Regions from separate parts of the Homo sapiens genome. Here region 1 is linked to region 2. A link is an interaction called in ENCODE POLR2A ChIA-PET data of the cell type or tissue named here. Cell type or tissue: OCI-LY7. All regions are shown on one strand. Each heading gives the region's core, and the rest is flanking DNA. Links, peaks and the distances in the headings are about the cores only.

The links. ChIA-PET counts read pairs that join two places held together with the same protein. Peaks named below come from ENCODE experiments on the same cell type or tissue, not always from the same donor. Only the 100,000 strongest peaks of a DNase experiment are listed, where the experiment ranks them.
Region 1: POLR2A ChIA-PET joins it to region 2 with 5 read pairs; 19 of 35 experiments call an interaction of 5 or more read pairs at or near these places.

What each region holds. Positions count from the first base shown.
Region 1 is chr11:10,458,025-10,460,839 of GRCh38, forward strand. All of the region lies in intron 1 of AMPD3 (adenosine monophosphate deaminase 3), which reads left to right. Among named protein-coding and RNA genes, the nearest start is that of AMPD3, 4.2 kb to the left of the region's middle. RefSeq lists an enhancer at 964-1,093. In OCI-LY7, for the core only: no CTCF peak of the experiment used is centred there; a DNase peak (open chromatin) is centred at 1,297; H3K4me3 peaks cover 2,287 bases; H3K27ac peaks cover 2,386 bases.
Region 2 is chr11:10,557,662-10,560,476 of GRCh38, forward strand. It overlaps LYVE1 (lymphatic vessel endothelial hyaluronan receptor 1), which reads right to left. Exons shown (of 6, transcript NM_006691.4): 5 at 2,155-2,233; 6 at 1-1,636. The coding sequence ends at 1,450. The region is part of intron 1 of IRAG1-AS1 (IRAG1 antisense RNA 1); the gene reads left to right. Among named protein-coding and RNA genes, the nearest start is that of LYVE1, 9.6 kb to the right of the region's middle. In OCI-LY7, for the core only: no CTCF peak of the experiment used is centred there; no DNase peak of the experiment used is centred there.

The sequences.
Region 1 (2,815 bases), core at 76-2,575, 100 kb before region 2:
TCAGGCCTGTGTGTGTCTGAGGGCATGAAGGAGGTAGGAAGGTGCTGCTGGTGGTGGATGGCTTCTGTCCAGGGTAGGAGCTAACACAGAGATAGGTCTGAATGGTGAAACTCCCTTTGGCCTGGCCTCTCAATAGTGTGGGTTAGGCTGATCTTGAACTCTTAGCCTCAAGTGATCCTTCCTCCTCAGCCTCCCAAATTGCCTGGACAACATGGCAAAACCTCATCTCTAAAAAAAAAAAAAAAAAAAAAAATTAGCCAGGTATGGTGATGCTCCCTCCCTCCCTCCCTTCGGCAATTAAGGAGGGAGCCCTAATTGCCAAAACCTGCCAGAAAAAGAAGTTTGTTTTCCTATTTTTCTCTCTTTTCATAGAGTCTTAAGTCTACTCATTTTCTTTCTATTCTCTTTGTATTTGTTAAAAATGGCATTATAATAGCATTCATCATCAAAATAAAATATCCTCTCACACACAGGCAGCCCTGCCACCTGGTCATTTTGACTGCGTGAATCTCTTGCAGGTCTTGCCCATAAAGGGATGCATTTTCCTTTCACTGTAAATAAAGCATGGGTATGGTTCTATGTATTAATTTTTTCATTTACTGTATTTTTATTTTTTTATGTGATTGCACCATCCTCATAATCATAATTCTGATTACTTAACATCTTTTTCAAGTGAGTATGCTCTAATTTAGGCATTTTAAAGCTATTTATGTAAATAATGCAGGTAAATATCCTTGTGCTTTTCATTCTTAGGATTCTTTTTTTGAAAGAAATTTGTAGAAGTAAAGTTGCTTAGTCAAATGGTATGGTGCTTTATGGCATTTGCGGCCTTTTGCCTGGGCTGTTGGGTTGCATATCTTCTTCTGAGATGCGATGTGAGGTTTTGGGATGGTGCCCTTGATTGGTGGCCTTGGAATAAGGGGGGAGGTGAGGATCCAGTTTCGTTTCAGCCTGATGGAGCCTCCTGGGTCTGGTTCTTTGTGCTGTTCCAGACTTTCTCTCCCCTGTCACCTCCTTTGATGGCCTCCAGCTTCCCCCCTCTCTGCTATCAAGACATGGAAATCCCCACAGGCAGCTCTGTTCCTCTTCCTTTTTGCAGAGGCCAGGCCTCGCTGTCTTGATGTCTGCTCCCCAGACAGTTGTGTGTTGACAGGCTGTTCCCCACCAGCTCCCTCCCACTCCTCTCATCAGGGAGTGGCAGGTCCTTGGGTCTCAGAGTTAAGGGAGCCACAGACCTCACTCTGATTGCCTGTTGCTAGCCTGCTTTCTTCCTTCCTGTCTGTGTCATGACTTAGTCCCACATGCCACTCAGACTCAGAGCAGCAAGCCCTCCTCAGGCACCGGAAATCTCTCTGGTACCTAGAATTATGCCACTTAGAGCTGAGAGGGCCTTAGAGACCACTTAGTTCAATCCCTTTATCTCACAGATGAGAACATTGTGAGGCCGGAGAATGACTGTCCCAAGATGGCCTAGTGTGTTCCCCTCCCCTGTAGCTGCACTTCTCCCTGCTGGACAGCAGCAGGGCTCTGTCTCATCTCCATTCTTGTCTGTCTGGTCCACAAAACCACTTCTCTCTTTAAACCAACTTTAAAGAAACTGTGGTCATAGGTAGATGGGAAACTCCTCTTCCAGAGCTGCTCCCAACGAGGGTGGCTTGTCGAAAAGGGTGCAGTATTAATCCATTCCACAAGTGTTATGCTGGGGACTGTGAGGAGCCCCTGCCCGGACACATACGTGGACAAAGAGAAGCAGCACAGCATGGTGGGTGAGGGGACAGAGGCAGGAACCAGGTGCCTGGGTTCAGATCCCTGAGCTGAGGATCAGAGAGGAAAGGGATGAGAGAGAAAGGCTGAGAACAGCACAAATCTCTGCTGACTTATTAAAAGTGTGACCCTGGGCATGTTAGCTCTCTATGCCTTCATTTTCTCATCTGTCAAGTGGGAATAATAAGATTAACTGAGTTAATAAGTATGAAGTTCTTTGCAGAGTATATATATGTATGTATACATATATAAAATATATATTATATATAATATATATTATATATAATATATATTTTATATATATATATATATTTTATTTTTAAAATTGAGACGAGGTCTCACCCTGTCTCCCAGGCTGGAGTGCAGTAGTACGATCATAACTCACTGCAGCCTCAACCTCCCTGGCTCAAGAGATCCTCCTGCCTCAGCCTCCCTAGCAGCTGGGATTACAGGCATGCATCACCATACCTGGCTAATTCTTTAAATCTTTTTTAGGGATGAGGTTTTGCCATGTTGTCCAGGCTGGTCTCAAACTTCTGGGCTCAAGCAGTCCTCTTGCCTTGACCTCCCAAAGTGCTGGTATTACAGGCGTGAGCCACCACACCCGGCCCCAGAGTATACTTTTTTTTTTTTTTTGAGGCAGAGTCCCACTCTGTTACCCAGGTTGGAGTGAAGTGGCTCAATCTTGGCTCATTGCAACCTTCACCTCCTAGGTTTAAGCAATTCTCTTGCCTCAGCCTCCTGAGCAGCTGGGATTACAGGTGCCTGCCACCACGCCTGGCTAATTTTTTTGTATTTTTAGTAGAGACGTGGTTTTGCCATGTTGGCCAGGATGGTCTCAAACTCCTGACCTCAGGTGATCTGCCCGCCTCAGCCTCCCAAAATGCTAGGATTACAGGCGTGAGCCAATGCGCCTGGCCAGAGTGTACATATTAAGTGCTATACAAGTAATTGCAAAAAAGGAAAGAAATAAGGAAATGAAGAAAGCAAGCAAGCAAGAATGAAACCCAACCAACCAAGCAGGTGGTTGAGGCCAGTGACTGTTAGTAAG
Region 2 (2,815 bases), core at 185-2,684:
TAATGTGTATGTACTTGGCCAACTCAAAATAAAATGTTTGGAGCATGAATAGCCCCATATGATATATGCTGTTTGGTTGACATATGCTTGTATTTTAACAACCAACATTGTCCCTTTTATTTTTGCAAACAATATGATATGATCTGGTCCTCACTTTAATTTTACATGAAAGGTATAATGCATCTACGTAAATAAGAAAGCAAAGAAGTTTTCTAAATGCTTTAATTTTTTGTCACAAATATTTCTGCATCTCTCAGTCCCTTCTTGTTGGAAAAAGGAGGGCTAGTGATACATTTGTTAATGGCACTTTTAAAATGTGCTTTGGTATATAGAGGTAACAATGTACTTCTTAGGTATGTTAATAATAAATTAAGGTTATAATGGTTGCCATATTAGAGAAAATGAATAAGATTAGTCTCAGCAAAAATAAAAATTAGTTTGGAAGTAGATAAGCTAGAAATATCAAAACTGAAAAAAATAGCTTCCCAGATAGCGTTCTACTATGTGCAATTTTTTGAGGAATAATATTCAATTACAGAGTGTAATACCTTGCACAGCACTTGACATATAGTAGCTATTCAGCAAATGTTTGTTGAATTTTATTACTTTTTAAACAAATTACTGAGTAATCTTCCTTAGTAATCATTTCTGTAACTCAGATAAAAATAGAAATTTATAAGAGTTTTTATTTTTGTTACTTGTAAAAGTATATTTCCTAGAGAAAATATCAGCAGTGGTAGAGACCAGAAAAAGTAAGTGTGTGTGTTCTAAACAGTGATTCCAACTCAATGTGTTCAGAGAAAACACTTTGACCCTGTCTGTGTTTACAGTCCCTGCTGACAGTGTACTGTCGTATCCTCAGCCTTGTTCTATTTCTTTATTTTAGCTTTACAGAGATTAGGTCTCAAGTTATGAGAATCTCCATGGCTTTCAGGGGCTAAACTTTTCTGCCATTCTTTTGCTCTTACCGGGCTCAGAAGGACATGTCAGGTGGGATACGTGTTTCTCTTTCAGAGCTGAAGAAAGGGTCTGAGCTGCGGAATCAGTAGAGAAAGCCTTGGTCTCAGTGACTCCTTGGCTTTCAACCCACCTAGCCTCAGACAGCCAGGAGGCCTTTTTACCACTGGATACTGATGAGATGTTTTAGGTCCTTGCACTTTGCAAAACTCCTTTCTCCCAGTGGGATATTATTAGGACATAGCCAGGCTAGAAAGGCCGTGGGAAGCTTTGGAGGTAGGAGGATAGGATCCAGACAGGGTTACAATAAGGAGAAGGGCATTCTCTTTGGTGCACTCCATAGTCCAATGGCAGTCCTGAGCTGATTCCAGTTAGGAACCAAGGGTGGACTTTCTTCTTTGGTTCTTTGGCCCTTTTGATTTCCCCAGCTGGGGCAGGGTAAGGAGCATGAAAGAAACCAGCCTCAGGTGTGTCTCCTCATTTCTGTCTCATCTAAACTTCAGCTTCCAGGCATCGCACGGTAGTTTTGCTTGGACTCTTGGACTCTTCTGGGTTTTTATCAGTTTTCTTTGATTCCTCATTAGGGTTGCTATCATTGGCCTTCTCCTCCTTTACTACTTTGGTTTCGATCATTTCCTTCTGCTGATTCTTGTTTGTAAAAGGGAAGGCCTTCACATACCTTTAGGCAGAAACATGAAATTAAAGTGAGAGACTCTCACACATAACGATAGATAACACTTTTTGGCCATGGTACATATTGGCACAGTACACTGGATACCTTTATTTCAGAGTGATGCCAGCACATGCATGCTCTAATACATTAAGACATCACCACCTTAATGGATTCATTTAAATTGGACAATATGTTTGCAGGCCAGACTTTAGGCTGACCACATAACTCTTCCAACAAAAACAAAGAACCAAAAATCAAATAAAGCATATAAATTTTCCCCAGATGTCAATTTTTTTTAATTTCTTGATTTTCAAAGGACAGTCATTGACTGATGGCTGGACGACATGCATGTCCTGAAATAGAAAAGATTGGGCTGAAGGGAAAGAGATGAGATGAGGGAGAAATTTATATCAGAGGACTGCTATCTCCATTTTGATCAGCAAAATGCCAACAGTGACCCTGAAAAAGCACAGGATAGAAACATGACAAAGATTACAAGACTAGCAGTGCACCAACAACCCTACCTTTTGACATAGCAAAATCCAAGACCAGCTGCAGCACCAAAGAAGAGGAGAGCAAGCACTAGCAGAGCCGTGGGGACACCTGCAAGGAACAGAGACAAGGCCTGTTGGTCCTTCACTTAAACATTGTGTGTAATGCTCATTGCATGATCCAGGTGATTGAGACAGTAGACAGTACAGGAGAAAAACCTTCTCTGTAGCCCTTTATGATATTGGGCCCACACCAGCTTCTTTGCTTCATGCTTGTAGAATCATTGGCCTTGCTTCTCACACTCTCAATTCTATCAGTTGCAATATGACAGAGTTCATTTCTCCTCCATGGCCTTGAGACCTACTCTAGTCAACAAGCCTGCCTGAGAAAGAGATGACTAGAATAAAGTCATAGGCCTTTAGGGTATATATTTTAAAAAGAACTTATGCATAGGAACAGATAGTGATTTATTTTTAAAAGTCTTGAGTTTTCAACAGTGAAATTCTTTTATACTTACACTTTTTAGCTTAATCACTAAGGTTCTTTACAGCTCTCAGATTCTATGACTTCATGAAAGTTGAGTTTGTGTTAAGCTTTTATTAGTATTTGACAGGTCCTGAGCGCCTCATCTAAAGACAGGCAGGATTCTATGAATTATCTGTTATACATGAACATACATACACACGTAACATA